Regions from separate parts of the Mus musculus genome. Here regions 1, 2, 3 and 5 are each linked to region 4. The links are chromatin loops, found by intact Hi-C in ENCODE. Cell type or tissue: heart. All regions are shown on one strand. Each heading gives the region's core, and the rest is flanking DNA. Links, peaks and the distances in the headings are about the cores only.

Region 1 (6,489 bases), core at 722-5,721, 76 kb before region 4:
GTTTGTGTGCGTGTGCACATGCATGTGCGTGCACACGCACATGGATATCTGCAAACCTCGTGCAATGTCTAGTGTCTGTGAAGACCAAAGGTGTCAGATTTCCTGGAACTGGACTTACAGACCATGGTGAATGGACATATTAGTGCCAGGAATTGACCCAGGGTCCTCTGGAAGATTATTCACTGCTCTTAATCACTGAGCCACTTGTGCAGCCCTTTGATAGGTTTTAATATCCTTATAATGTTCACAATCCACAGCTATTGCCCGGCATGATTGGATGGTTTGAAAGAGAATGACCATGATAGGCTTCTCTATTTGAATGCTCAGTCCCCAGCTGTTAGGACTGTTTTGGAAGAATTTGGAAGAGTATGTCACTGGGTGTGTCACCGCTGTAGTTAGTCTCTCTCTGCCTGGTGCTTGCAGATCAGATGGGAGCTCTCAGCTACTGATCCATTACCATGTCTTCCTGCCTGCTGCCAGCTTCCCCACCGTGATGACCATGGACTCACCCTCTGAGAATGGAAGTCACAATAAAGAGTCTCTGCTATAAGTGGCCTTGGTCATGGTATATCTTCACAGCAACAGAAGAGTAACTTAGACACACAGGCAGATATCTATAATCCCGACCCTTCAGAGACAGAAACAGGAAAGCCTCAAATTTGAGGCACAGGACTACACAGTGACAGACTATCAAAAACAACAACAAACTACAACCATCACGTTAACTGAACACTGCCTTTGCTTGCTCCAGGGAGCAGCAAGATGCTGAGGGTCGGTCTTTTGCTGTGTACTGTAACGCTAAATACTGGTATCCAAGCCTGATGCCCACAGGGAAGAAGGAATCCCCACGGACAATGTGGCCTTGCTCCTTAATTTAAGAATATTTATTAAATAAGATGTTCACAGCCTATAGCTGGGCAGGAGACAGGCAAGGGTTTCGGCTCCTGGGCTTGGAGTCTGAGGAGAGACTACAAGGACAGGGTGAGGAAGAAAAAGATGGAGAGAGAGTATTCCCATGCCATGGGGTAAGAATCTTGAATCGTGGCCATGAGGGCTGGCCAGTTTTAATTAAGAACAGCCCAAATGGGACATAGCAAGTCATATTGTGGAGTTACTGGCAGGGAAGTAAACATAACAGCTTAGAGGGTAGGTATGGTGTAAAGTGCTGATTAAGGCTTATTATAAATATAAAGGTTGTATGTCTTATCTTAGAACTGAACGATCAAAGGTGGGATAAAAAGCCCCAATTGAGATTAAATAGTTTCTACAGCAGCTTGTTTTAGAAAACCAGATGGCCAGTAGCACTGAAGATCTGCAATGACAAAGCTCAGAACTACACAACTGTCTTCCCATGGGAAATTCTTACCCACGGGAGACATCCCATTCCGTAGTCCACACCAATCTTCTCACCATCTACCTCACTTGATCATTTCCCCAAATGTGGCTCTGACTACTCCCCTTCCCGTCACTAAAAGACATCACCTGCATGCTCCTACACTCCTGTAACACACCAGCCTCCTCCAGCTTCTCCTCTGCCTCCTCACCCTTTTACACAGACACAGGCTACAGGCTCTCAGGAGCTAATGTCTCTCATCCAACAGGCGTTGCTTGACACTGACCTCACAACCTAAAAATGGTGATCTTTACCACTTTCTAGTGCATTTTTTTATGGCACCCATAACAATTTTTTCCTAATTTGCATTATCTACTTCGTAAATTCTGTACTTTTAAAATGTCTTAGTCACCAAAACAAAAGTTCCTTAAAATCAGAAACCAAATTCACCTTGTTCATCATTATACATACATCAACTAAACCAGAATAGCACAGGGCCTAGCAAACAACCATCATTCAAAAATAACATTCAGCACCTTGTCTAGAGAGGTGGGAAAGTTATAATAGAAGAGACTGCTGCTAGGCTGTGGAGATTTACAAGGTAGATCATCGAAGCACATTATTTCTGCCCCTAGGAATCCACTGCCTAACCTGTAAGATGAGGATATGGCTCCTAGTTAGCTTTGCTGTAAAAACTAAGGATTCAAAAGTACAAAACACAAATATCTCAATAATGAAGCTCAATACATATTAGATATTAATATCAGCTGTGTGGATTACTCTCCAGGCTGCCTGAAAGGCAGTACAACTTCAGTTATCATTAGATCTCTGTTGACATCTGGCCCAGGAGCAAACTGCTTTGGGTTTTGTTTTTTGTTTTTTGTTTTTTTTTTTGGGGGGGGGGGGTTAGTTTGGTTTGTGTTTGTTTGTTTCAATAAAAGATGAAGTTGAACTCAACAAATGCCATAAAAATAAATAAAATAAAAAATACAGTGAATTGCAGTTAATTAGGTTCTGGAACGTTTAAGAATATATTGAGTATAAGTATACTGTCATATGTCTTTGAACCCTAAGCATTAATAGCCCAAATGATTATTGCTCTAATGGTCTGCCTCATTATGTCAACTTTTATTACAATTTCTCCTTGGCTTCTTTCAGGTTGTGAGTTATTAACTTCCGGACAGTAGGCCTGTGCTAATTTGCATGACTTTTAAACTAATCATTAGACTTAAAGAGCAATTTTGCAATTGAAACCCATGGCACTTAATTGACTTCCTACCTCGAGGCAATAAATTACCCTGAAACAGCTCACCTCCCTACCAGTCTACACAAGGGCAGCTTTAGTGCTGCTGTTGTGTGTGACTTGCACTGATGATTCAGACGGTGTTGGGGTACGGGTTGGATGTAGTCGCACCGTGGGGCTGTGGGTGTCCCCAGAGGGCTGGCTGCGTGGACTTGCTGCAGCAATGGCCCTTAACCTCCTAACCGCAAACGAGGTCGTGGCGAGCGTCTCCGCTGCCACGCCTCGGACCGGCAGGTGGTCGGACCGACGCCCTGACCGCGAGCTTGGCAGCGGGACGTGTCCAGGACCGATGGCCACATCTCACGGGCTGGGGGCGGGCGGGCATCCCTCCACGGAGCCGGGGACCGCGGGAAGGGCAGGGCTCGGCGCCCCGTGCTCTGGGGGGCAGGACCAGGAACCAACCTCCACGAAGGCATCCGTCAGGTCACTGGCACGGTCCATCACCGGCAAATGGCGACCGGCCACAATTTTCACCTTCAGCTTCCCCGGCATCACGGCGGCTTCGGCCTCTCCTAGGATTCCTGCAGAAACAAACAAGCGAGTCTGCGCCGAGCGAGCGAGCGAGCGCGAGCCCGGGGGGGGGGGGCGCGGGGGCGCGCGGAGAGGCGTCGGGAGCGCGCGCCAACTGACAGCGGAGGGCGCGCGCGCCGCACTCACGCTCTGAGCAGGAACCGAGTCGTCCCGCGCGGCCACCGAGGCCTCATTCCGGAGAAGCAGCCGGAGGAAGGGCGCCGGCCAGCCGTGCTGCCCTACCCCTGACGTGCTGCAGAGAGCCGCCAAGTCCAGTCAGCATCCCGCAAAGCAGGCACCGCGCCCACCCACCTTTCTCCTCCCACCTTCCAAAAATGGCGGCTCGAGGGGCGGGAGCGATCGATCTCTCGGTGCTCTGCCCTGCGGCGGGGCCGATTTGAATTCGCGGGGCCATGGGAGAGGGGCGGGGCTGAGCTGGAGAGCAGGGGAACCGGTCGAGCCCTGCATCATCTACCCAGCCTCGGGTCGGTTAGGTGCAGGAGCCGTGCTGAGGACACGCTCCAGCGCTCTGGGCACCCGGCGCTGGTGACAACCCAGCCGCGCTTCATTTTGTTGGCCCTTGGACAGACTGCTGCTGCCAAGCATACTAGAGGAGTCTACTTTTAGTGTTTCCTGAGACGGCCACCAGGAAGGGGTACTGATGCGAGTAGTGGTTTTCTATGAATTTCAGTAAGAATCCTCTGGTTAGAGTCAGGTGTGGGGACGCACACCTGTCAACCCAGAACTTGGAAAGTGGAGGCAGGAGGATTGCATCGAGTTCTTAGCCAGCCTGGGCAACAGACGAAAAGTTTGGCTCAAAAAAGAAAAAAAAAAAAAAAAAAAAAAAAAAAAAAAAAAAAAAAAGGAAAAGGGACAAAAAATTACACACACGCATCTCAGCTAGTGAAAATAAATATTATTTCTTCAAAGACTTATTTCAGTCACAGGCAATTGTACTGTGTACTGGGTTATAGATGGCACTTCACACTTCCTTATGTCAGTGTGAACTTTGTGTGTCAGTGTGAACTTTCTTTTTTGAGGCAACATCTTGCCTGCTGGCCTCTCCTTGGTATGCAGCCCAGGCTGGCTTTGAATGTGGCAGTCTTCCTGGTGTATTGTCACAAGTGCTAAGGTGATGGGTTTGTGCCTGCACATCCAGCTCTCTAAGTATTAAGCATTCACACGCCTAAAGGAAAGGTCTACAGTGCTGGCTAAAAGTCAGCAAGAAACGAACCTCCAGCGGTACATGTAGTCAGTGTGAGAAATGAGCCCGAAGAAGACCTCACTAGGTCTCTGTAAATTGACCCCACTCTAGATACATCATGAGCCTGTCAAAGTGGGGTATTAGATACTGCTTCAGACTATCAGAAAATGATTGGGGTTGAAGCCCACACACAGGATGGAACAAGAGCACTTCCTACACTATGGCAAACCCAGCATTGGCAATACACTCTGTAGTAAATACTGAAATCAACACTGAAAATGCCAGTGGGAAAAAAATCACAGCACTGAATTTATCAGGAATGGAAAATTCCTAAATGAAGATATCAGCATGGTCTTTTTAACTTCAAAAATACTAAAACAGGATAGAAAAATTACTTGAAGTGGTAATGAACCAGAAACGCCCTTTCAAAAAGAGTCCTCCTGAGAAAGGAATTTTGCCCATGGGCAAAACTGAATTCTTCCAAAGAAAATGTCCTGCTCAAAAGAAGAAAAAGAATAAGTAAAAGATACATTGTTGCATACTGTTTGGACTAGAGAAATTTCCATCCTTGTCAGTAACAATAAGATCACAATCTCACATAATTTCCTTGGACCCACCTGTAGCTTTTTCCTAAGCACCTAAACTATCCTTGCTGAATTCAAGGGTCTACTACAAATCAGTCCATGTTCTTTACATTGTTTTCCCCTTCACTGAACCATTTTATTTAATAAACCATTTTTTAATGAAATCTATATCTAAGATTGTTCTCTCTGCATCTTCTCAACTGTTCCTCATCCTGCTTGGCGGTAGTCTTTGCAGTTTTTGGTCTGATGATAAACTCCTTGCTGAGGTAAATGCCCACACGGACATGTGGGCCGCTGGCCTTTTCTGCTGTCAATTGTGGATGACATTTCCTGTAAACCTGGACTGTCTTGCCAATCAGCTGACCTTTTAAGTGTCCTCACACAACCTGAACTTCATCCTTTGGGATACACAGAGATCAAGCCCCTGCCTCAGATCTTTGGAAAGGGGGATAGAGATGTTGAAATCCCTTTCCCATCGCTCCAGTTAGAAAGAGCTGAAAATAGTGACACGTGTCTTTAATTCCCAGCCCCAGAAAGGCAGAGGAAGGTAGATCTCTGAGTTCAAAGCCAGTCTGGTCTACATTGCAAGTTCCACTTAGGTCAGAGTTACACAGTGAGAAACCGTCTGTCCCTGCAGCTCCCTCCCCACCAGAAAAGAAATTTGCAAAAGTCCTTCAGTTTGTCAGTCACCCACTAGCAATGGTGCCCGAAGACCAGAGCTGCCTTATTATACGGATGGCGGGATAGAGATAGCTTTTTCTAAGGAAAATATATTGCCTTGTTACCAATTCCTCTTTTAAAGTATAAATGCAAAGACCGGAAGAGGGACTGCCGAAACTTCAGGCCCAACCTGGGCTACAGAGTGAGACTCTGTCTCTGAAAAGAAGAAGGCAAGAGTCTGGGGATGTAGCTCAATGGCCAAGCACTTGCTTAGCACAGGAGCCTTTGGGTTCAATCTGCAGAACCACAAACAACAACAACAAACCAAAAAGAGATACAGGAAAATGCAAGAAAACTGAGGCTGAGCGATAATTTTTAATGGGACATAATTCACAGAGTTACAAGGTGTTGTGATGTAGAAAATATTTGCAAATTGTACAATTAGAGGTTAGCAGGCTCAGCCTCCTAATTAGTGGACCTCCTAATAAAGTGCTTGTGCATACCTGCTGCCCGAGGCATCAACAACAGGAGATTATAATTAAGATGCTTCCTGAAGACTTTTAGTGGAGTTAAGCCTGGCTTCAGCTTAACCGGTTCCTAGTAATTGGACTCGTTTGTTTTAATTAATGCTGGGAACAGTGCTTACTTTCCTGACAAATAAATCATGAGATGACCCCCTGATTAGCATCTTCGGCTTCATAGGCTGCCTTTCTTCTTGCAGATTAGTTTTGAAATAAAAGCTAGTATGTACTACCTGTTTCCTGCATGCTAGACCACCACGTTCAGAACTGGATCGCTTTTCCTGTTTCGCTAAAAATCCCGTGAGGAAAGCGAACCCTGCTGAGCTTTGCTTTTATTGTTTGTTTGTTTGTGTTGTCTTAACTTTGTTTTGTGA
Region 2 (6,489 bases), core at 812-5,811, 390 kb before region 4:
GGGCTCACTGCTCGCTGAGTCTTAACTGCTAAGCCAGAAGTTCAATAAGAAAATCTCATCTCAGAAACAAGGTAGAGAGTGATTGAGAAGGATGCCAAATATTGGCCTCTGGCCTACACAAACACACACATACATACACACCCCTATACACATACACATACACACTATACACACAGAAGAACTTTAAAAATACTTATAAGTATGCCATGGTACTATTTAACTTTCTTTTGATATAGAATCTCACTGTAGCCCAGGCTGGCCTTGAATTCACTCCATAAGTAAGGCTGGTATTGAACTCAATACCAGATCCACACTGGCCTCAAATTTAGCAATCCTGCTCCAGTATGCTGGGATTACACGAATGCAGTACTGTGCCCAGCTGCCTGCTCTTCTACCATAGTTTGTCTTTCTTCTTGCCTTTCTGTTTGAAGACAAATGATTTCACTACACTCAGATTAGATTATCTTAGATTATGTAAATAGTAACTATGCACTGTATACCTTAAAAGGCCATAAGAAAGGACTTTTTAATGTCAGCTCACACATTCATGTTTACAGGCCCAGTGAGATGAAACATTGGACCAGCGTGTCTTCACTCACCATTGAGCACGTCCATCCTGCAGAAGAGAGGAGGAGCCACTATGGGGAGACAGGAGGCAGGCTGAACACTCTCAGTAAGACTAGGAAGAAATGACTAGCTAGTCCAGTGTGTTGGAGCTTAAACAGAGTGGGGCGGGAACAAACAATGAGGTTTAAATGCAGACATGAAGCATTCAGCAAATACAAAACCAGGGTTGTGGTATCAGAACTGAGCTTTCTGGAAGATTAAGAACTGGAGCTTGTCTGGGAACCCAGATCACACCCCATGGTTGTCGCACATCTACTTGGCTGGGGTGGGCTGGTCCGAGCCTGGTGAGCATGCAATGGGAAAGGATAGGACGCTTAACTAGTAAGGGCAAGAGATAGACATTTACCTTATAATACAAAGCTGGAACGGCTAAGAGTCGGAAGGAAAATGGTGTGACCCTGGAGTGGTGACCCTGGAGAATCCATAGGAGAAATGAAAATGGAGGGCAGGACATTGGGAGTGTCAGCAGTGTCAGAGAAGGCTTTTGGAGAGGGTTAGATACCATCATGAAGGGGAAGCCGGAAGAGGAACTCAAGTCTGAACATGAAGGCAGGAACTGAAGCAGAGGCCAGGGAGGAGCCCTGTTTCCTGGCTTGCTCCCGTGGCTTGCAGCTAACTTTCATATACACTCCAGGACTATCTGCCTAGGGGTGGCATCACCCACAGTGGGCTGAGCTCTCCTACTCAATCAGCAATCAGGATAAAGCCCCCAGGCTTGCCTACCAGCCAATCCGATGAAGCCATGTCCTCAGTGAGAGTCCCTCCTCCCACATGACTCTAGCCTGTGTCAAGTCGACAGAAAACTAAGTAGCACGATGCGCATCTGTTGTGTTTTATAAAAAAGAGAAAGAAGCCGGGGATCTGTTTGGTAGAGGCACGGTGTGGTGGGGGGGAGGGGGTGCCTCTGCGGGCCCACTCTGATGCATCCCTTCTCCCTGAGGTACTAGCTATATGACAGATATAATATAGAAATAGTGTTTATTTATTATTTAGGGCATTGGGAAGAGAGTTGAGGAAGTAGTAGAGATGAGAGAGAGAGAGAGAGAGAGAGAGAGAGAGAGAGAGAGAGAGAGAGAGAGAGGCTGGCCATGAACACGTGAAGAAAGAGGGTGAGGGGAATGGGGGAAGAAGAGAGGAAGAGAGTGAGGAGGGGCAAGCAGCCCCTTTTATAGTGAGTCAGGCACACCTGGCTGTTGCCAGGTAACTGTGAGGAGGAGCCTAGAAAGAATGCTGACAGCATCGACCTGCTTGCACACTCAGGACACCTCATTCTCATTCGCACTGGGGCCCCGGTCTCCCCCTCAGCCTCTGCCAGGGCCCTGCTTCTCCATCCCCTCTTTTTTCCTCTTTTTGTGTGGATCATGCTGGTACATGAAACATCTCATCTGCCTCCTTCTAAAAGGTTCTCTGTGGAAACCTGCTAGAGACAGTGGTTTTCAGCCTTCCTAATGCTGTGACCCTTTAGTTCCTCCTGTTGTGGTGACCCCCCCCACCCATAAAATTATTTTTGTTGTTACTTCATAACTGTAATTTAGCTATTGCTATGAACTGTGATGTAAACATCTATGTTTTTCAACCCTCTTAGGATGCCCCTTATGAAAGGGTCAGTCAACCCCAAAGGGGCTGCGACCCACAGGTTGAGAACCACTCTACTAGGCGGATGCTTGGAGCCAACCATCAGGCTGAGCTCAGGGAACTTGGTGGGGGCACTGGCAGAAGGACTGGAGGAGCGGAGGGCGATTGCAACACCATTGGAAGAACAGCCTAGGTTGGCCTGAAGACCCAGTTCTCCCAGAGACTACACCACCAACCAAGAAGTGTGTACCTGAAGGGACCTTTGGCTCCAGATACATATGTAGCAGAGAATGGCCTTGCCCAACAGCAACGGGAAGGGAGACCCTTGGTCCCCAGGGAGGTTTGATGCTCCAGAGTAGGGAGACGGGGGAGCGGTAGGGTGGGAGAGTGTGGGTGGATGGGGGAGCACTCTCATACAGGCAAAAGGAAGGGGGGAGGGCTGATGTTGGTTGGGGGAGGGTGGCACAGAGGTAAACAGGAAGTGGGATATCATTTGAGATGTAAACAAATGGAATGATTAATAATAATAATAATAATAATTTAAAATTTCAAAGAGAGAGAACCACTCTGCTTCAGTTTGAGAAGAGAGAGTCTTCAAGCTTCCTTCTGTGTCTGTGGCACGCATAACACTGACTGATCATGGACAGAGAGTTTAGATTCTTGGTTACATCCTTGGGTTACTGACTATCCCCAAATTCTTATCAAAATTGAATTACAGCTTACCAACGTTACTTTACAGATCTAGAAGAGTAAAATGCCATGAGATGTTTGTCTGATCTTACTTCGGGGGGGGGGGTCCTTCTGTGCTATGAGGAGATATTGCACCCTTGTGGGACTTCCTTTCTTCCCTCTCAGTCTCATCCGTCTCCTGAGCCTGACTCTGATGGTCTCGTCCACCTTGGTCACCAAGAGCAGGTGTGAAGTCAGCTCTGCCATGTGTCCTCCTAGCTCCAGTGAGAAAGCTGCACCAGATGACCTTGCGTTGACCTTCAATATCATTATTTACTTGAAGAAGGTATGTGGCTATAGCCACTAGAAACCATTAGAAATGTTATTTCGAAGGTAAGAGCTGCACAAAGTCAAAAAGAATGCTCTTTATTTGTAACAAATGCATGTGCACAGAAGATTTGTACAAACTGAACTTCTTGCAGAATTATCAACTATATACAAAAGACCCCAACAGATTGGTCACTAAACATCCACCTAGGTTCATAATACACTTAGGGTATAAAAATCAAAGAGTTCAGCTGAACTCAGCAAATCAAACTCCCTCTTTGAGTTCAGCATTAGGAGCAATCATAGTACAATCTTGATTTCTCAGCAAGGCTTAGGAGATTCTACTACAGCGGCTGTCCTGAGAACTATGTGGGTGAACACTGAAGTTCACGGAGGTGTCATTACAGTGCTCTCTAGTGGAGGGCATCGGTAATACACCTTACAGAGAGCTGCAGCAACTGGATTAGTGTTAGGACCCAGTCTGCAGGAGAGCATGCCTACTCAAAACACTATAAAGAACCAGAAGCGTAGAAACCTAACAGGAAAGTCCATTTTCAAAATTGTAAAATGAGAACATTTGTAATTTGTGGTAACATTAAGAAAATGCAGGCGTGCGCAACCACGTTCACCAATGAATGAGACCAGGTATTGGGTTTCTCCCGCTTGAGAAGATAGTATCTGTTGTTATTGTGGTTTCGAAAAGTATTTCTCACAGACACTTAGAAATATTGAAATCAAAACGTTAAGATACAGGCCATGATTGACTAAATAGGCAGAAAATAAAATTTTCTCAGGTATGTGACTTAATCCCTCTCGTCCTTTCCACGTCTGAGCAGCTGATGGAGGATTTGCAATAACCGCTCTTTCTGCATAGGAACCAGCAGAACTCGCTGAAAATGGACTGAACAGAGTTCAACGACTGGAGAATTTTATGCCCCCCCCCTTTATTAATAATTCTGCTGTCACCAAATACGATGAGAATAGAGTCTCGTGAGTGCCGCTTTTGACACATTTTTGAAGTACGTCTTTTTCACGGAAAGAACTATCTGCTTTCCACATCAATAAAGCATATTTACATGTTTCCCAGGCGCCACGCGGCAGAGAACGAAATCCACTTCACATCCCATCTGATTGCGCGTACTCCTTCATGCATCTGCGATTGCGCGTACTCCATCACGCATTCTGCGAATGCGCATACTCCTTCAAGCATCTGCCCACGTCACTGTTTCTCATCTTCTCCGTGAATAGTTCATCAAAGACCCTGTTCTGCTTCGGAGTGAAGTAGTTTATCCAATCACCCACCACTCCTGGAAAGACAGGAAATGTATCAGGCAAGAATCAGTCTCTACCCACAACACTGACGGAAGAACTCTGCCAGCTTTGCGATCAAATGGGAGTGTTTGGTCTCTTCTGTGAGGGCTGCATATTAATTTCCACAGTTTATAACTATTTATTTAGAGAAAGATTTAAAATAAATAAATATTTTTTTCTGGAGTAGGCCAGGACGATCTAGTCTAAATGTGACCCAGTAGTGTGAGCACAAAGGTAGCTCATTGGTTTGCCCCCTTGCGAGCTTGCACAGTGAGAGCTGGTCTGAGACTGCACCGTAGGAATGGGTAGCTCACCTTAATTTCAGAAATGTCTTTTCTATAGAATGAATAGTGGAGAACAATAAACATACAGAAGTTTTCCATACAAAGCATTTGATGATGAATGTACATAGTCTGCCAGCTTCTCTTAATTTGAAAAAAATCCTGTTTTTAAGTCCCCCCCCCCCAGAACTGCCTTCCTCACTTCCAGTATGCTGCCCTTGTCAAATTTGGGGCTCAGGTTCCATCCCTGGAGTCTCCCTGTCATAGCACCAACGGCGCATTACTTTATCGCTACACTTGTTCTCCGTGGTCCTTTGTTTCTGATTAGCTTATAAACTCTTTCAAGCTAGGGGCTATCATGTACTCTTTGTGTGTAATCAAGAGTAGACATCTTAGCGGGGCTGTGGTGGTGCATGCCTTTAATCCCAGCACTCGGGAGGCAGAGGCAGGCAGATTTCTGAGTTCGAGGCCAGCTGGTCTACAAAGTGAGTTCCAGGACAACCAGGGCTACACAGAGAAACCCTGTCTTGAAAAACAAAAACAAAAAAACAAAAAAATTTAAAAACAACAACAACAACAAAAAGAGTAGACGTCTTATGTCATGTGTTCAGAAGACACACATGGCTCCATTGAACGCAGCACAATGTTACCTCCAGAAATGAAATGTATGATGTTCTAGGGATGGCTCCTTTCTTCACATTTTACATACTTTATTAAAAACACATATATAATATTTTTAGACATGGTCATATTCCATAGTTGGCTTGGAACATACTATGTGGATCAGGCTGGCCTTAGATTTGCCTGCTGCTGTCTCCAGAGTATTGGAATTAAAGATGTACACCATCATGCTCAGTCCATATGAAAATTAATATACTGAGATCATATTAAGAAAGACATTGTGAATCTGAACTTAGAAGACTGCGGCCTGTGTACTAAAACTTGCTCACCATTTGGTTTGGTTTGGCTTGGTTTTCTTGTAGCTGATGTTGTTATTTTAAAGATTACATTATTTCATGTGTATAGATGTATGTCAACACTGGATGTGTCCAGCAGACACCAGTCTTCCACGCTCACATCCAGTGCAAAGAAACCATACACAGGTGAACCTTCCATGCTGTTAGTTACAGGTAGTGCGGATAGAGTTTCATCTGGGGATGTTCTCCAGGGTTACAACCACAGAAGGTCAGGAAAATAACCATCACAGGGTTGTCTCTCTCTCTCTCTCTCTCTCTCTCTCTCTCTCTCTCTCTCTCTCTCTCTCTCTCTCTCTCTCTCTCTCTCTCTCTCTCTCCCCCTCTCTCTCTCAACACGAACAGCTCATTCGGTGTGCTCCTCTCTGCTCTTCTTTTTCTCTTGTCAAGCCTTCCCACCATCCACCACACACTACTGTGGAAACTGCTCAGAGCCCATGAAGAACTGACAGGTTGCCACGCGTGCCTGGTCTTGGCTTTCTGTCTAATTCTGGTCCAAATCTTTTCTTGGCTCCCTTGGGCTGCTTCATTAGGGTCTTCTGTCACTCCAGCTCTTGGCTCGCACCCAGACTACTCTGCCTTGCCGCACAAGCTGCTAATGGCTCCCTGACTGACTTTTCTCAACTAATTGTAATGCGAGCAGGGGTGGCTGACAATGTTTCTCACCTAAACAGTTTATGGCATCTTGCTTGGTTCTTCTGTCTCACTTCACTCACTTCTAAGCA
Region 3 (6,489 bases), core at 571-5,570, 660 kb before region 4:
CATGTCATTCATGTCATTTGTTCCATTGCCATTTTCACGATTAAGGTTTGTTTGTGAATGGGGGAGAGTTACTGAACCTTTCCTTAGAGGAGAACTGGGGTTTACTAACATGATGCACACACAGGAAAGGAGGAAGAGGAATGGCTTATTGGAGGCAAATGATAAGAATGAGCACCTCATTAATTGATGTTATTTATACCTTAAGACTCTGGCTAATGTGAGTTCGCTCACTCTGCTTCCTGTTCAGATGTTGCTTTCAGTGCTGTGCCTGCTGCCTGCTGCCTGCTGCCTGCTGCCTGCTATGATCCCTCCCACTGTGATGAGGATGGATACATCCTTCCTTCCATCAGCTGTCTTGGTCCTGATGTTTCATCACGTAGTAGAAAAGTAACTAATAGTTACACTCTGAGTAACCATTTTTAAAGTACATGTGGATGGCTGCTGTAAGAAGCCAGGATGGCGGGCGTTCTGATGAAAGTTGGTCACAACGGGCTGTCCAGCAAGGCTCATTCTCTGGAGATGAGTTTTATCTGTAGACGATGTTTGCTGTGTGAGACTCTGTGGTATCCTACACCCGTGATCTGCATACTTGCAACCATGTATCAACACACTAAATACGTCACACTAGCTTTCAAAAAGAGTAGCAAAAATGGGGTTGAGCTGTAGCTCAGGTGGTAACAAGCTTGCTCCGCATGTTGGAAGCCCTGGGTTTGATTCATAAACTGATCTGCTGTTACATAGCTGTAATCCCAGCACCTATTTAAGAAGGAGAGTCAGGAGGATCAGTGGTGCAAGATTGTCCATGGCTGCAGAGTGAGGTCAAAGCCAGCTCAGGCACATGAAACCCTGGGGGTAGGGGGTGGGGGGTGGGAGGGAGGTGTAACAGATATAACTGTTATACCCGTCTTTGGAAGGAGTTCTGTTTTAAAAGGCACAGGAATTCTAAAGTGGCTGAACATAAGCGATAGATAATACTTTAAAGATGCTCCAAGGACCTCGGATGACTCTGAGTATATAGGATCTGAATGTAGTCTGTGAGTGTAGCTCTGTGGTAGAGTTGATGCTTAGTTTGCAGAGGCCCTGGGTTTAATCCCCAGGATTCCCAAATCAGGGAACAAATAAATACCAAAACAGCTCTATAATTGAGGGAAATAAGGGCAGGACTTACATATACAGAATCTAATTCTGAAAATATCTTTTTCAGGAGTTCTGAGATGCACTGGGAAGATGGGAAGATGAAGACAGGAGAGGACCAATCTCAGTGACTACTTTGTACAATAGCTGTCTCCTGAGAGGCTCTGCCAGAGCCTTATGGATACAGATGCAGATGCTTGCAAAGCCAGCCTCCTGGACTGAGCACGGGGACCCCAGTGGAGGAATTAGGGGAAGGACTGAAGGAGCTGAAGAGGTTTGCAACCCCATAGAAAAAACAACAATATAACCAGCCAGACCCCTGACCCCCAGAGCTCCCAGGAACTAAACCATCAACCAGAGTACACATGGAGGGACCCATGGATCCGGCTGCATATGTAGCAGAGGGTGGCCTTGTCTGGCATCAATGAGAGGGGAGGCTCTTGGTCCTGTGAGGGCTTGAAAACAGGAAGATTAAATGGGGAGGCCAAGGTTATGGTATGGAGGTGAGAATGGGAGCCATGAACTCAGATGATTTCCTACTGTTCAGCCGAGGTAAGGATATGGTTAAATGGTTTGCATGAGGCCTTATCTTTTAAGAAGTGTGATGGGTACTCATTTGTTGCTAGGTAACAGGTCCACCATGAGCATTGTGGTCACTTGTGTGCATGTCAATAGAAGCTAGTCCTGTGTTTATGCATGCCCAAAACACTGTTGATCTAGCTAACACTAGGCAAACAGTGCTCTGAAACTTACCATGTACAAATATCGGGAAAGAAACAGTATTTGAGGCGTGGAGTGCATCATAGCTCAGTTGGTAGAGTGTCCACCTCTAATGTACCAAATCTTGGGTTCTTGTCCTAGCACCGCATTAAACCAAGAATGGTGGATACACCTTCAACTCCAGCCTTGGAGAAGTGGAGGCAGGAGGATCAGAAGTTGAAGCTCCATGCCATCCTTGGCTACGTAGTGAGTCTGAGACCAGCCTGGGCTACAGGGAACCCTGTATGGGAGAAGGGAGGCAGACCAGAACTTAAAACATAGTTCAAAGATCTTACATAAAATTTCTCAAATAAGGTTAATCAAACTCATTGTCACTTACTAAAGCCAGTATTCTTGATCTGTGATTTGTAGGGCAGCCCCACAGGAAAAAATTATCTGCAAATGGTGACACAGCACATTCCAAAGACAATGGTACAGTAGCCGGAAAGGCAGCTTTAGCCAAAGCTTAAAGGCTCTTGTTTGGTGGCAGTGAAGGGCGCATCTGAGGGATGGCTCTGGGCTCAACCGAGAACCAAATCCCCTTCTTGGACACCTCTATTTGGAAATTAGCTGTGGTGACTTTGTGGCATCATAATATTTGTAAACACTGCCACCTGCTGGAAGTTCTGTAGACCTGCACACAATTTAAACTAGCGCTCCCTACACAACTCTTTTTCTTTCCCCCTTTCTTCCTGCTCTTATTGTGCAGTACAGGAAATCTAACCAAGGGCATGCTGGGTATTCGCTCTACCCCCGGGACTACAACCCTGCTCTTCACCAACCTTCTATCATGGTTTGAAACCAACCACGTGGGGGGTGCATAATCATGGGTTCGTATTATTATTATTATTATTATTATTATTATTATTATTATATTATTTAGTTACATTCCAAAAGTTGCCCCCCTTCCTGGTCCCCCTCTCTGAGTTCTTCACCCATCTCCCTCCCCGTCCCGCCTCTGAGAAGGTGCTCTCCGACCTGTCTACCCACCCCACCTCATCCCCACCAGCATCCCTCTTCCCTGGGGCATCAAATTTCCACTTAAGCACATCTTCTCCCACAGAGGCCAGAAAAGGCAGTCCTCTGCTACACATGTGCCAGGGGCTGGCCATGAACTAAACCATGTATGCTCCTTGGTTTTTGGCTTAGCCTCTGGGAGCTCTGAGGGGTCCAGTTAGTTGACACTGTTGTTTTTCATAAGGGGTTTTGATCCCCTTCAGCTCCTTCAGTCCTTCCTCCAAGTCTTCCACATTGCCCCTGACCTCAATGGTTAGCAATAAGTATTTGCATTTGTCTCAGTCAGTTGCTGATAGAGCCTCTTCAAGGACAGCGATGCCAGGCTCCTGTCTGCACGCACAATATGGCCTCAGGAATAGTGTCAGGATTTGGTCTGCATGCATGGAATGGATCCCAAATTAGGCCAGTCGCTGAGCGGCCTTTCTTTCAGTCTCTGTTCCATTTTTGACCCTGCATTTCCTTTAGACAGGAACAATTCTGAGTTAAAAATTTTGAAAATGGGTTGGTAAGCCCCCCTGCCTCAACTGGGGGCTCTGCCCTGTCTATCTACTGGAGGTGGTCTCTTCAGGTTCCATCTTCCCACTGTTGGGCATTTCGGGTAAGGTCATCCCCATTGAGTCCTGGTAGCCTCTCATATCCCAGGTCTCTGGGACTTTCTAGAGGTTTTCCCTGCCCCCTCGCCCCCACTGCTGCATAATTCCATCCATTCTCCTGGCCCTCTGGACATCCCTCCTGTCTCTCCCCATACCTGACCCTGCCCCCACCTTTTCCCTTCCCCTCTCCCACCCAGTTTCCTCCTTCACTCTGCCTCCCATGATTATTTTGCTCCCGTTCTAAGTGGGTTTCAGGTACCCACACTTGGGCTTCTCTTCTTGTTAAGCTTCCTCCAGTCTGTGAGTTGTATCATGGAATACTATCAGCCGTTAAGAACAAGGACATCATAAAATTTTCAGGCAAATGGATGGAACTAGAAAATACCATCCTGAATGAGGTAACCCAGACCTCAAAGGACATTCATGGTATGCACTCAATGGTAAGTAGATGTTAGCCAACCATGGGTTTTTTAACGTGAGGCCTGTTCAGTTCTGTAACAGCATGTCTTCATAGAAGAGTAGAGCTATGGTGATCTGTGAGTCGAGAAAAACAGAATGGGGATGGGGAGATAGCTCAGGGGTTAGGAGGGCTGGATGCTCTGCCAGAGGAACCAGGTTCAATTCCCAGCGCCTTAGAAGCTTCCAACCATCTGTAACTCCAGTTTTAGGGCGTCTAATGCCCTCCTCGGGCCTCCACAGGCACCAGATGTGCTCATGTACACAAACACAGACAAAACACCGCCACAAATACAAAACAAATACATTTCAAAAAGTCATTCCCTGCTGCTTGACTCTTACAGAAACAGGGTGAATAAAGCCATTTTGTATTCTTCATTCCAGATCAACTCCTTACAATAAAATTAGCTCTTTATTATTTATTTGGAGGTTACATTCAGACTACTCTGGGAAACAAACATTTTGCTAGGATAGAATTCAGTTTTGAATTGAGGCATTTTATCAGCACATCCCTGGGCAACAGTACTAAATTAAAAAAATAACAGGTGAACATCGCAGTAAAATCGACTCCTGGGCCACACGCTTCAGTCTGAGATGTGGGCTGGGCCACGCCACTTGATAGACTTATGTTTGCTTCTCTGTTGGCTAAGAGACTTCACTCACTGATCTCCCAGGCATAGGCTCAGAATAACTCACTCTCTGATTAGCATAGTGTCAGAGAGACAGACAGAGGTTTATGTTGGGACATTTTGGAGGGATGCTGAGAGCCTCACTACACACTAGGCAAGCGCTTTCCCACTGAGCTCCAAGCCCAACACTCATCTGATTCTTAACCATGGACGACAATGCCTTTCAATGCTGTATACAATTCAAGCTACCATACAAAGGTACTTCTCATACCATAAAGATGTTTCAGGCGGCAGATTTCTCCCCTTAAGTTCCTCTGACCTGATTCTGGCAGGACGATGGATTCTGGGTCATCACTTTTTTGGGAATGCTCCATGCTCACCATGCCAGGTGCGGTCTGCGTCCCAGTCAGCTGGGAGTCACATGTGGAGCTATTCTGGGGTCTAGGGACCGTCGATTCTTGCCAAGGTGAGGAGAACGGGGACAAAGCCTTACAAACATCTTCATGACTCAGCACTCAGCAGTACATGTGCAATGTGTCCTTTGTCTTGTCCTGCTTAAGGCCACACTTCTACAGTGGGCCGTGTGTGCATGTCTGTCTGTGTGTGTCTCTGTGTGTATCTGTGTGTCTGCGTTTGTGTGTATTGGCGTGTATCTGTGTGCGCATCTGTATGTGTGTATCTATGTGTGTGTGCATGTGTATGTGTGTGCACACATGTGTGTGTGTATCTGTGTGTGTGTGCATATGTATGTGTGTGCACACACGTGTGTGTGTGTGTGTTTGTATGTCTGTGACTGTGTGTCTGTGTAAGTGTATATATATGTTTGTGTGTCTGTGTGTGTGTGTCCCTATGTAGGAACACCTGAGGACATAAAACACCCTGGCTTGCAGTTTTCTCTGTTCTTTCACCCCCATCTGCAAATTTCTCAGATGGTTCTCTCTGCAAGCCATCGTTTTGTTACATCTAGTCACCATGTCTGTATGTCTGTTTCTATTTGTCTTGCAGTAAAACTATTTGAGAACATAGTGCATTTGGGTAACCACCGAGACTCTCTGCTGGCCTTGCCCTCCATCAATCCTGCTGCAGCCTTGCTACTGCTGGTGTCTAGGGTCACCCACACAGGAGGGCATCATTCACGGTGTGTCTGAGGTTTTCTCAGTTGAAGTGCCCAACCACAGGGGGTCAGCTGTGAATTTAGATTGACTTTGGGGCATCAGATCGCCATGGACCAAGGTGGGCGTGCTGCACTGAGTAGAAAACAGACACAGAAAACAACAGCGTCCTTTCATGTCTGATGCTTTCATACATTTGGGGAAACTTCCTGCCACACTACCCTCAGATACTGATCCTCTCCCCTTGTCTCTGGACAAAGAACTTACTGTGCTCAGAGAAGACAAATGTAGCCACAGCCTGAGCTCGGATTAGCAAAGTGCTGGGATGGATGAGACTGGAGAGGTGGGCGTAGACCCGTAGGTATGGCTACTGCTTGGTTTACTGTAAAAATTCGCGTTTTCTTTTTTATTATGGAAAAGCCAAAGACATAAAAAATAGAGTTGTAGAATATTTCCTAAAGACTCATGGACAGTTTAGAGAATGACAAGTCCATGTTCAAATCATTTCCCTTCACACTTGGCTTCAACAAGTGAGGTCACCTTATGCTACAGTTTTGGATTTTTTTCTTCTTTCTTTTTATTTTGGAGATTTCATTTCATGGATATTTCATTATTACTACAAGGAACATTTATTAGTCTAGCCACCACAGTTCCATTATGCCTCATGCTGGTGTCTGTTCTATAAGCTGAATGTGTGTGTGTGTGTGTGTGTGTGTGTGTGTGTGTGTGTGTGTGTGTGCGTGCATGCTTGTACACGTGTGCACCTTAAAGCAGGCTGATGTAACAGTT
Region 4 (5,000 bases), core at 1-5,000:
GACATTTTTGTGGTGTTAAAAATACCAGCTGGGAGTAGAGACACACACACCTTTAATCCCAGCACTTAGGTGGCAGAGGCAGGCAGATCTCTGATTTCAAGGTCAACAGAGTAAGTTCCAGGTTCCAGGGCAGAAAGAGCTACACAGAGATACCCTATGTGGAAAAAAAACAACACAAAAAAAGTAAAATACCAGAGTGAGGCGTGCCCCAGGTCACCTGTGTCCCTAGTACATGCATGTTTCTGACTGCACAAGTGAAGTGTTTATCAGAGTAGGAAGTTACTCTGCCCATCTCTTGAGAATGTTAGCTGAATAGAAAACTATTTACATGTTGATAAGTTTTCCCTTCCCAGCTCTTTGAGAAGCTGGCATTATCTGTCTGCATCCTGGTGTGGGTGCTTCTCAGATCACATGTATCATTAGAAGCTTCACACAAAAGCACTAGGGCCCCTTACCATGCATGGCTGTGGATGGATTGTGTCTTAAGAGTTGTCAAACCTTGGGGGGGAAATTCCCTGGTGATAATCAAGTCAATCCCCTGTGCACAATAAATGACATAGTAAGCTAAGCAAAGATCAGACGGGGTCATGTCAAGACTCTAAAGTGCAGGTGACACCTCCTAAAGATGGGTTCTACAGATTGACTCCATGTGACCCCTTCCATAAAGACAGTATCTAGACTGACTGAGAAAAACAGGGTTACTGTAAGGGTCTGGGAGAATCTGGTGTGGTCTCTGGCCATTTAGGTAGAGCCAAGGTCACCAGGCAGTTAACCATGTCAGCTCAGCCTTCTGGGTGGACAACAGGTTATGCATCTCTCTGCCTTTGAAGGAACAACTATGCGAACATTCCGGGTTCCCTCGTGCTTACCGGTGAGCGCAGGACCTCCATGCCTCCCACACACTGCGCTTTTAGGATAAATGTGAATTGGGGAATGAATGACACCTTGGATGAATTTTGAACCCTACAATATACACTAGTAAATTGTTAAGTAGAGCCTGTGGGCTGAGACAAGTTTAGTTTTATGTATGTGTGCATGCCTCTGTGTATGCCATGCGTGCGTGCATGGACCCATGGAGGACAGAAGTGGTGTTGGGTGCCCTGGAGCAATGTGGTTCTGGGAATCAAACTCTTGTTCTCTGGAAGAGCAGCTCTTTACTGCTGAGGGGCTGGCCAGATGACTCACTGGTAAAGAAAGGCACTTGCTGCCAGGCCTTGTTCACTGACTTTGAATCCTACTATGTGCTAGGAGAGGACTGGCTTCTGCAAACTGGTCTATGACCTTCACATGCACTCATGCTACATATGTGCCCTTGCACATGGGAGTGCTCATGCGCGTGCACACACACACACACACACACACACACACACAGGTAATTTAAAAAAAAAAAAGGTTTTTGAAAAGATGACTTAGAATAAGACAGGGCCAGGCAGTGGTGGCGCACGCCTTTAATCCCAGCACTTGAGAGGCAGAGGCAAGCAGATTTCTGAGTTTGAGGCCAGCCTGGTCTACAGAGTAAGGTACAATACAGCCAGGGCTACACAGAGAAACCCTGTCTTGAAAAACGAAAAACGAAAACGAAAACCAAACAAAAAAAAATCAGTGACAGACAGACAGACAGACAGACAGACAGATATACATACATACATGAGGGCTGGGGAGATGGCTCAGCAGATACAACTCAGATAAAGCTTGCTGCTGTGTGTGAAGGCTGGAGTGTTGACTTCCCAGTACTGTAGACATGTTGAGTGTATTTGTAGGCCTGGTTGTAATCCCAGCACTCAGAAGCTTAGAGATGCATTCCTGGGGCAAGCCAGCCAGATGGGGTCAGCTGAGAGAGGTTTGGTAAGGAAAAGGAGTGGCTGAGGAGGCCTATTGATCTTGGGTCTCTCTGTGTGTGCCTGCATACTTGTGGATACTCACATATGTGCCACACATGCCCCCAAAAGAAATACATCTGGAAACTTTAAATTCTACATGTCTTTAAAAGTAAGCTTAGCACATGGTGGTACTTACCTGTTGGGTTAGCTCTCAGGAAGTTGAGAGGTTGCTAGAGTTCAGGAGGCCAAGGCCTGCCTAGGCAACACAGCAAGATTCCTTCTCAAAAAAAAGTGGGAGAGAAATTCATGAACTAGTTGTAGTTGTGTAGCCCCACACCCCGGGCAAGAATAATTCCAGCAATTTAGCTTTATTTACTTTCTGGTCTTAATCTTGCCCTCCCTCTAGTGGTGGCCACAGTAGTAGCGTCTCTCTCCTTCCTCCCTTTCACAAAATGAATTCTTGTGGATTGGTCTTATTTTGAGGACAGCATGGTCTATAGTGAGTTCCAGGACAGCCAGGCCTATGTAAGGGGAACCTGCAGCTATGTAATTTTATGTTTTATGACTGGTCGTATGTAGCCCAGGCTGCCCTTGAGCATAAGCTCCGCTTGCCTCTGTCTCCCACGTACTTGGGTTTCCAGTGTTTGATCATAGTTTGCCCTGGTACTGACTGACTTCTTTAACCCTGTTGAAGCTGTTTCCGTGTTCTGATAGTTAAAGCTGTTCTAGCAGACTGCTTGTTTGTCTGTCTGTGTGATTTGGATGAGTTTTCTCCGTCTTTCCATAGGGTGAGTTCTTACTGGAATAGAGAGATGGTAACTGTATCCGCCTTCTCTGGAGAAGGAAGTCGTTTATACAGTGGCTGCTAGGTCTGCAAATCCAGAGACGGTACCATGCAGCTCAGCTGCGGCTTCATAGTGCAGTCTCGAAGTAGAATTTCTTCAGGAATGCTTATTTTTGTTTTGTGATCCTTTGGCTAATTAGATGAGATCACCTGTGTTATGTAGAATAATAAGACAACTAGTGTGTACTCTCCCCATGAGCAGACGCTTCTCATGGTGATACTTAAAAACAACCGAGCTTTTGGTCCTTATAGCTGTGTACACAGCTCAGCCACCTCGCTTAGGGTGTTCCATTATGAGTGCATAGGAGCCAGTTCTATTCATTTTACCAGCTAGCTGCTAGTCCTTGGAATGAGGTTGCAGCATAGCGTTTGTCACCGCTGTCAAGGACTCTTCATAGTGAGTTCTGGGTTCTCCAGTATCCCAGCCATAACTGGCTTGTATGAAAATGTCCTAAATTTGCCCTCAAAATAACCCACAAAATAAGTTATTACGTACATACATACATACGTGATACATATACACGTACATACATACATACGTGTGTATGTACACATACACAAATATTATCTGACCTTGTGGTCTTAGTTTGTAGTCCAAGCTAGCCTATAACCCATTTTGTAGCTTAGGCTGGCCTCAGACTCTTGTCACTTCCACTCTCCTAATGACTTAGGAAAGAGGCAGCTCCTCTCTCCTTGCTTGCCTGGTCCCTGGTTTGCCGACTTCCTGCCTGCCCTTAGTTGTCGTCTTGGTTAGCAGGGAGCTGTCACCCAAGTGCAGGTTTTGTCTTCTGTGATGGGTCTGAGATCAGCAGCCCCAGGTCTTGTTTGGCTCAGTCTGCCTCCATTCGTTCTTCTTGTTCTGCCGGCCGCTCTTTCTTTTGTGGTAGTGTGCCTCGCTGCCAGGGAGTCAGGTGCTTTCTCGTGCTTTGCACATAGTTGTAGATAGAGTAAGCCAACTCTTCAGGAGTTGGTCCTGTCACTGCCGGATTCTGCTCACCTTGATTGCAGGCTAGCAGTCGGCAGTATTCAGCCAGACAACCCTCAGTGCTCTGGGAGTCAGCACTTTCTCTCTCATTATTTCGACAGGAAATGAATGACTTGGGCTTGTGTTGCTGACCTAAAAATTCAAGACATAGCATCCATGAGGTGTGAGTGGATTCTGTTACTCTGTGCCTTCAGATAAATACGACATCTTTACCAGTGGCATGGTTTTCTCGTCCTAAAAATGGATAACTTCCTAGGTTGAGTCCAGAACCACAATCTATTGAGATAGTGAAAAATCTGTCAGGCAGGAGCAAAGCTTCAGTCCTTCGCTGTATCCTCACGGATGTCTGTGGGGATGTTTCAGGCTCCGTAGGTTAAAGGTCTTGCATGTAACTAGCCTGTGGACATCCTCTCCTCTCCTACAATTTCGGTGACCTAGATAACCCACTGTTAGTACAGTAGGGAATGATGCCCGGTAGTCTGTGCTGTGCAGGCAAGCTTTCTTTTCCTCAGATATTTTTGTTCCAGGGTTGTTTGAGGCCACAGATATGTAACCCATAGATGCAGGTGACTCTTTCTCTGTGTATAAATTAAATACAAGTGCATATGTTTGTGTATACATGTATTTTCCTTCTTTAAAATAGTAAGGTGTGGCTGGAGATATGGTTCAGTGGTTAAGAGCTCTGACTGCTCTTCCAGAGGACCTGGGTTCCATTCCTAGCACCCACATGGCAGCTTACAACCATCTGCAAGTACAGTTCTAGGACATCTGGTGTCTTCTGCAGGTACTAGGCACATACATGGTGCGCAGACATACATGTAGGCAGAACACTTATGAAAGAGCTAACAAGAAAGCCAGACTGAGCTGAGCATGATGTCATGTCTGTATCTTAGTGCTGAGGAAGTGGAGGCGGCAGGATTGAGTTCAGGGTCATCTTTAGCCTCATCTTTATCCTCTAGCCTGGGCTACATTAGACCCTTCTTAACAGGCAGTCTTAGTATAGTCAGTGTATTCGTGTTTTGTTATTGAGGTATATGTATTGAATTTGAAAATGTAAACAATCAGCTTTTCATTTCTAGAGAAAATAAAATTTAGCTGAAATACCATATTTTGTTATGTTTCTGTATTGATTATTCATAATTTAAGATTTTAAGTTTTGTGTTTTCACAAAAGTCAAGTTTTACTTTTGTGTTTTGCACGAGACAGAGCACAGGTCAGTGTCCAGCTCATTCTAGAGTCCTCTTGCGTTAGCTCTGACTGAGGGTCACCGTCTCGGGCCGTCACACCCATCCTATATCTGTGTTCCTAGGAGACCTTGTGTTCTCCCTTCAGGACATCTTGTTGAGCTTTA
Region 5 (6,489 bases), core at 590-5,589, 180 kb before region 4:
ACTCGACCTCTCTGTCCAGCCCCAGGGACTCTTAGCAGAGTGGGCGCCAAGGCTACTCAGTGCAAGGGCACCATATAAACAGAGCAGCAGTCTCCTAAGGCAGCAAGAACCTACAGAAGATAACTATAAGTATGATACCCTTATCAACAGTAATAAGGTTAGAATGTAGAGGAACTAAGGTAGACGTTTATGAAGGACTCTTGAACTCCATCAAGGACTCAAGGAAGGATGAGAGAAGCACACTCATGGGCGGACAACACAACAGCATGATGTGACTTCTCCCTTGACATAGACACCCAACGGTTATAGGAAATATCTGTAATTTCTCTATGATACCAATGGATCATGAGAGATGCTCAAATCTAGATGAAGGAGAAAACACCTTGGAATAACTAGCAGCATTTTGGTAATGGATAAGAAAGATCTATCGCCAAGTGTCTCCTCCACAGCAGTCCTCGTGTGCAGAGCTCCAGTTCTGTCCACACTCAGCCCTGTGACCTACTTACCATATCCAGCTCGTTCCGAGGGTACGTCCTAATGGAGCGTAGGCGAGTCATGGCCTGGTGCTCTTTGTCAGTCTGAGGTTAGATGTGACACGCGACTTTCGACTGTGACGTAGATAACACAGGAGGGGAAGCTTGCCACAGGCTTCCTGGAAAGGTCCCTTCACTCCTGAAAAGTCAACCCTTCTCCTGAGCAGGTGATCTGATTCATCCCAATATGTGTTCTGCGATGACTTAGAATCATTGCGCAACCAGGAGGAGAAGCCAACGTACCGATCTCAGCCGAACAGGAAGTTGGGTGTGGACTAGATTACTGCACTCCTGAATGAGCCTGCTCTCCAGAGACTCCCCATTCACAGCGCAAGTGTTGTTCCTACAGTGCTGCAGTTGTGTTTAAAGAGAGAGAGAGAATGAGATTTAAAATACCATGATGCGGGAACTGGTGAGATGCATTTTAAGTAGAAAAATCTGAAATAGTGTAATTTTTGGAAAACAAAAATATACATCTATTGTTTACACTGACAAAACACATATGCATTATTCAAGGGGACAGAAGAATGTGTGTGTGTGTGAGTGTGTGTGTGTATGTGTGTGAGTGTGTGTGTATGTGTGTGTGTGAGTATGTGTGTGTATGTGTGTGTGAGTGTGTGTATGTGTGTGAGTGTGTGTGTATGTGTGTGTGAGTGAGAGTGTGTGTATGTGTGTGTATGTGTGTGTATGTGTGTGTGTGTGTATGTGTGTGAGTGTGTGAGTGTGTGTGTATGTGTGTGTGTGAGTGAGAGTGTGTGTGTATAGATCAGAGGACAACTTGCAGAAGTCAGTTCTCTCCTTCCACCATGTGGGTCCTGGGGAGTCAACCCAGGTTGTCAAATTTCGTAGCAAGTCCCTTTACCAGCTGAGCTGCCTCACTGTCCCAACTGTGTAGTGGATGGGGTTTTTGTTTGTTTGTTTTTATTTTTTGTCATGAACATATATTACTTCTTTAAAATGAAGCAAAAAGGGAGGAAATGGTGTTGTGTTTTTTTTTCCTTCAGGCCAGAGAGTGGTAACTGAAGGGAAAAGCTAACTGAGCACAGTTGTGAATGAAGGCACAGACACAGCAAGCAGCAGTGATGCCAGCAGCATCCTGGGGAGCAAGGCTCCTTCCTGCTCACCCACGACTTAGGTTCAGGAACCGTGGAAGTCTTGCCACTGACGGCTGCTCTACAACAAAGTGTGGGTGAGGACACTGGAGTCTGGATGGGAGGGTTGTGGAATACCTGTTCCCAGCTGGCTAAGAGTCGCGGCTGTCAGGAAGTGCCCGCCTGCATCGTTTGCAGACATGGATGGGGTGCTACCCGCTCACTAAGTGTCCCAGATGATGTTGGAAGAAGTCACAGACAGGTTGCTAAGAAAATATACATAACAGAGCAGCTCAGGAGAACAGCACCTATCCGTGTGGCACTGGGAGAGTCGTCTTGCCACGGCAGGCACCTGTTGGCAATTGGTTGGATGGTCAAGAGTTAAACCATCCAGAAATGCAAGTAAGAAAGCCCTGTCGTAGGGGCCAGATGGATGGTTCTGCTTCAAAGGTGACCTTCCAGCTTTGGCGGAACCAGGTTCCATTTCCAGCACCACAGGGCAGCTCACAGCTACCTAGAACTCCAGCTCCAGGGGGTCCCTACCCTCCTCTGGCCTCTATAATATACTCCTGCATGCGTATGGTACACAGATGCTCACACAGGTAAATATATGTGCACATAAGATTAGTAAATCTTCTTAGAAAAACATCCCATTATTATAAATGTAACACCCCATTATGACAGTCTCCAGGAGGTAAAAGACAAATTGGGGAACGCCAGGACCAAGAAGTGGGAGTGGGTGGGTATGGGAACAGGGCTCTTAATTAACTTTCAAAGTTACATTTATTTATTGCATTGCTGACGGCAAAGCCCATGCCATGGCATGCATTGTGGAAGTCAGAGATAAGCATGGGGGAATCAATTCTCTCCTTCCACTATGTGGGGTCAGGGGATCAAGCTCAGGATGTCAGGCTTAGCAGGAGTGAATTTACCCCCTGAGCCATCTCAGCGGCAGAAGCCTTAATTTGAGCCGGAACTCACCTAACTGTGTGTGGTTGCTATGCTCTGTTCACAGAACCCCCACCAAAGCAGAAAGCCCACTAAGAACACACCCATTATAGTACCAGGGCCCTGACAGAAGAGGCACAGTTGGTCTCCTCTATGTAGAAAATGGCACTCATGTGACAGTAACTGGTGGAAGTTATGTGTTTCGGTTCCCTCCTGAGCTAATTGCTTTTGTTTTCAAGGTTATATTATACACTTTTCCCCTTTAAACAACCCCCAAAGGGCCAATGGGTACTGTGATCTCTCTCTCTCTCTCTCTCTCTCTCTCTCTCTCACACACACACACACACACACACATACTAGGAAGCAAGCAAACGGGGCTGTCCCTATAGCTGTGGCTGGTAACAGCATTGTTAAAAGAGCCACAGCCTCAGAGCTCAAGAGCCCAGAGGACACTGCCGGTTACTAGCAGCAAGAAACATCAAGTGTCCAGTCTGTCAAGGAGACCGACTGTTATACTTTTGATAGGAGATAACGCTTTTAAACATGTGGGCCTATTAGCTTAACTTGAGATGGTTTACAGAAAGCCACGTCTGACGGTGAATCTAGATTGTCAATTTGATGGGATTTAGAACCGCTGTGGAAAGAAATCCCTGGGCACATCTGTAAGGGATTGTCTAGATTAAGCTAACTGAAATGGGAAGTCTCATTAGCAAACTAAATGTGGACAGAGCCCTACACAGACGAGAGGGCAAGCTGAGCACAGGCACCCACAGCTTTCTGCCTCCTGACTGTGGGTGCCACGCAGCCAGCAGCCCCTCCCCCCGCTCCTGTTCACATGCCTCCCCTCCATAAATAAACGCTTTCTCTCTTAAATGGCTTTTGTCTGATATTTTGCTACAGGAACCAGACAAGCATCTAATATGCTGTGTCTTTTAATTTTTTCTGGGTCATCATTAAGCATTAAAATACTTCGCCACAGTAGCTCACAGAAGAGAGACACACGCTAAAGATCTTGTTGGCTTGACCCTGATAATCAAACCGTTCTACAGTTAGTTCTTTTCTGAAACACTTGTTATAATATTCGCAGAGCTTGACAGTTTCCTTTTGAGTAAAAAGGAAAAACTACTGTATGAGTGTTTGTATTTCCACCAATGGCTTGTTACGTGGGATACCTTGGAAATCTCTGCCACTTTATGAGATTGCCAACTGATCAAGTTCTCTTGGTACGGCTCTTTAAGCATTAAAGTCAAATGACAAGATAGCTGAATTCTGGCCAGATTTTAAAAGGAAAATTACTTGGTAGCTCTCTGAATGTAGCATGCATCAGCTCTAGAGACAAAACAAAACCTAATGGTGCATTCGGAGGAGGAAGGTCCCCACTCAGTTCTTGGATAAGCAGAGCCCTTTTTCTATCAACAAACCTTACTGATCAAAAGCCCATCTGGAAAGAGCATTAAGTCTATCCACCTGGGGCAGGTCAGCAAGATGGCCAGTGGTAAAGGGACTGGCTGCCAAGCCCGATGGCCAGAGTTTAGCCCCCCAGCACCGGTGGAGGGAGAGAATGGTCTCCTGCAGGATATCCTCTTACTTCTGCTTGTGTGCCAACTTCACTGTCAACTTGACTAGATTTAGAATCACCCAGGAGAGCTACCTCTCTAAGAACAATTCCAGAGACCTTTACACACAGTGGGGAAGACCCATCTTGAACTAGGTGGCACCACCCTATGGATCATGGATGGAAAAAAAGGGAGAAAGAGAAGAGAGTACTCTAAGCATCCCTGTCCCCTCTCCCTCTCCCTGTCCTCTCTCTCCCTGTCCCCTCTCCCTCTCCCTTTCCCTCTCCCTTTCCCTGTCCCTGTCTCCTTTCCCTCTCCCTCTCCCTCTCCCTCTCCCTCTCCCATCTCCCCTCTCCCCCATCTTCTCCCTCTCCTTCTCCTCCTCTCCCCCCTCTCCCTGTCCCCTCTCCCTGTCCTCTCTCCCCTGTCTCCCTCTTCTCCCCTGTCCCCTCTCCTCTCCCCCCTCTCCCCCCTCTTCCCCCTCTCCCCCCTTTCCCCCTCTCCCCTCTCTTCCCCCTCTCGCTCTTCTCCTGGGTATAAATGAAAAGAGGCCAGACACTTCATGCTCTTGTGGCTATGAAGTCCACACCATGATGGATTGACTCCATCCTCAAAACTCAAGCCAAAATGAAGACCACTTCTTCAAGCCGCTATTGTAGGAAACTTTGTTACAACAAGGAGGAGTGTAACTAAAACGGTGGGGAGATAACAAGGACAGAGCTTTAAATGAATAAGGCTAACTGAGTATCAGCTTACAGATCTGCACCACCAGGGCTGGCAAGAGGCCTCAGCAGGTGGGGCTCTTGCTTCGAAAACCTGACTGTCTGAGCTCAGCCCCAGAACCCTGGCACACCACACAAACAAGTGTTTGGGGCTGTGGTGCACACAGCAGACTGACCACACCTCCTCAGTCAGACAGCAGGAAAGCAAGGAGAGGGCTTACTCGGGTAGTATGAATGTTCTTATGGAAAAGTATTTTATGTTCATGTTCATGTACTTGAATTTCTGAAGGAGTAATACACTGCTTTGTGACATGTAGGGAGCCTGACACAGGAAGCTGCCACACTGAGCTGAGGAGGGCTATTGAGACACACACCATTTCTAGATAACGCACACTACAGGGTCTTCAGTTCCACGCAATCTCAGTCCGCAGAAGCAAAACAACAAAAGAAACCCTTGGGAATCTGGGAAGAAAAACAACGTCGTTCAAAAGAAAAGGTTAACCCCTAAGACTGGAAAATGTACGCAGTAATCAGAAAGTTCTCTTCCTGATTTTCCATTTCCCGGTTCTTGCAACCACAACACCGCACACATCAAGGCTCTGAGCTTTAGGTCAGTGTGCATATTTCCTTTGGAAGAATTACAAATGCCACAGACTCCCTCGTTTCAGGGTCTCTCAGCCCTCCTGTTTCCCTTCTACCAGACACTAGGCAGACACATCCCTGCAGGCCCCTAGAGCAGAATAATTAATCACCTTACTGTCTTTGGGTATACAGTCATGTCTGGAATAAATCGGACTAGTCTGAAAGGAGAATTTAAAGGAGTATTGCCATACAATAAAATAAGAAAATATATTAAATTTAAATTATGCATTATATAGATAAATATGTATTTATATATTATTTATATTATTATATAAGTATAACATATTATTTATAAATGTTATATACAATACTAACAAATTATATTGTATAAATAAATAAAACATATAAAAATAAAACATTAAGTGGAAGGTGGTGAGGACCCTGCAGGTTCTACACCAGAAACGAGGAAGAACTTTGACCCTTTCATGATTCGCTGTCTGTCACTTATGTTCTTTTTAGGCAGGCAGATTACAGGAACTTGGCATGCTTATGACCAATTAGTTTAATTTAATTGCACCACACTGACAGGAACAAAAGCTTAAGGAGTTGTTTGTTTACGATTACAATCAGCACTTCAGGGAAACTGGGGTGACAGCATGCTTATGTGTGGGTAAGCCTGAAGTTTATTGGTATCCCTAAGGGGTTGATTCCAGGTTCTTCTAAAGTGACGAAAATGTGTGGGTGCTCAGCCCTTTCTGTGCAACGTCACACTGTTGGCGACTAATCCTCCCTTCGTCCTTATATTCTTAATCTCTGGATCATTTACAAGACCTACTATACTGCAAATACTTGTCACCGCAGGAACGTCTTACTCTGTTTCTTCTGTAGGATTTCATTTTTACTTGATGTGTGTGCGTCTGCATTTTGTTGAATCAACAGAGGGGAGTCTGATATGGTTGTGGTTCTCTATGTGAGCTATGATCTACTTTTATTTCTCTTTAATAATACACGCCTTCCGGTCACTTTCCCCCCCTCCTCCCTCCCCCTCCCCCTCTCC

Evidence for each region. Peaks named below come from ENCODE experiments on the same cell type or tissue, not always from the same donor. Only the 100,000 strongest peaks of a DNase experiment are listed, where the experiment ranks them.
Region 1: a loop joins it to region 4, with 3 times the contacts of the local background. A loop is called at or near these places in 29 of 42 quality-filtered maps.
Region 2: a loop joins it to region 4, with 2.5 times the contacts of the local background. A loop is called at or near these places in 11 of 42 quality-filtered maps.
Region 3: a loop joins it to region 4, with 2.5 times the contacts of the local background. A loop is called at or near these places in 2 of 42 quality-filtered maps.
Region 5: a loop joins it to region 4, with 3 times the contacts of the local background. A loop is called at or near these places in 12 of 42 quality-filtered maps.

Annotation. Positions count from the first base shown.
Region 1 is chr6:143,096,640-143,103,128 of GRCm38, forward strand. It overlaps C2cd5 (C2 calcium-dependent domain containing 5), which reads right to left and starts at 3,513. Exons shown (of 29, transcript NM_001362113.1): 1 at 3,294-3,513; 2 at 3,039-3,157. The coding sequence starts at 3,128. In heart, for the core only: a CTCF peak has its summit at 3,783; a DNase peak (open chromatin) is centred at 3,542; H3K4me3 peaks cover 1,805 bases; H3K27ac peaks cover 1,572 bases.
Region 2 is chr6:142,781,936-142,788,424 of GRCm38, forward strand. It overlaps Sult6b2 (sulfotransferase family 6B, member 2), which reads right to left. Exons shown (of 6, transcript NM_001145390.1): 6 at 3,846-4,505. The coding sequence ends at 4,372. It overlaps Gm46981 (a long non-coding RNA gene), which reads left to right and starts at 1,770. Exons shown (of 3, transcript XR_001785407.2): 1 at 1,770-2,444; 2 at 3,058-3,217; 3 at 4,073-4,897. In heart, for the core only: a CTCF peak has its summit at 3,619 (motif pointing left); no DNase peak of the experiment used is centred there.
Region 3 is chr6:142,516,809-142,523,297 of GRCm38, forward strand. Gm38919 (a long non-coding RNA gene) reads left to right here and starts at 1,379. Exons shown (of 3, transcript XR_869567.1): 1 at 1,379-1,408; 2 at 1,996-2,100; 3 at 2,603-2,723. It overlaps Gm46979 (a long non-coding RNA gene), which reads left to right and starts at 4,372. Exons shown (of 5, transcript XR_001785405.1): 1 at 4,372-5,054; 2 at 5,594-5,726. In heart, for the core only: a CTCF peak has its summit at 2,513 (motif pointing left); a DNase peak (open chromatin) is centred at 5,103.
Region 4 is chr6:143,173,261-143,178,260 of GRCm38, forward strand. All of the region lies in intron 1 of Etnk1 (ethanolamine kinase 1), which reads left to right. Among named protein-coding and RNA genes, the nearest start is that of Etnk1, 8.5 kb to the left of the region's middle. In heart, for the core only: CTCF peaks have their summits at 2,230 (motif pointing left) and 2,432; no DNase peak of the experiment used is centred there.
Region 5 is chr6:142,988,967-142,995,455 of GRCm38, forward strand. It overlaps a transcript of St8sia1 not described here. Among named protein-coding and RNA genes, the nearest start is that of St8sia1, 28 kb to the left of the region's middle. In heart, for the core only: no CTCF peak of the experiment used is centred there; no DNase peak of the experiment used is centred there; H3K27ac peaks cover 2,728 bases.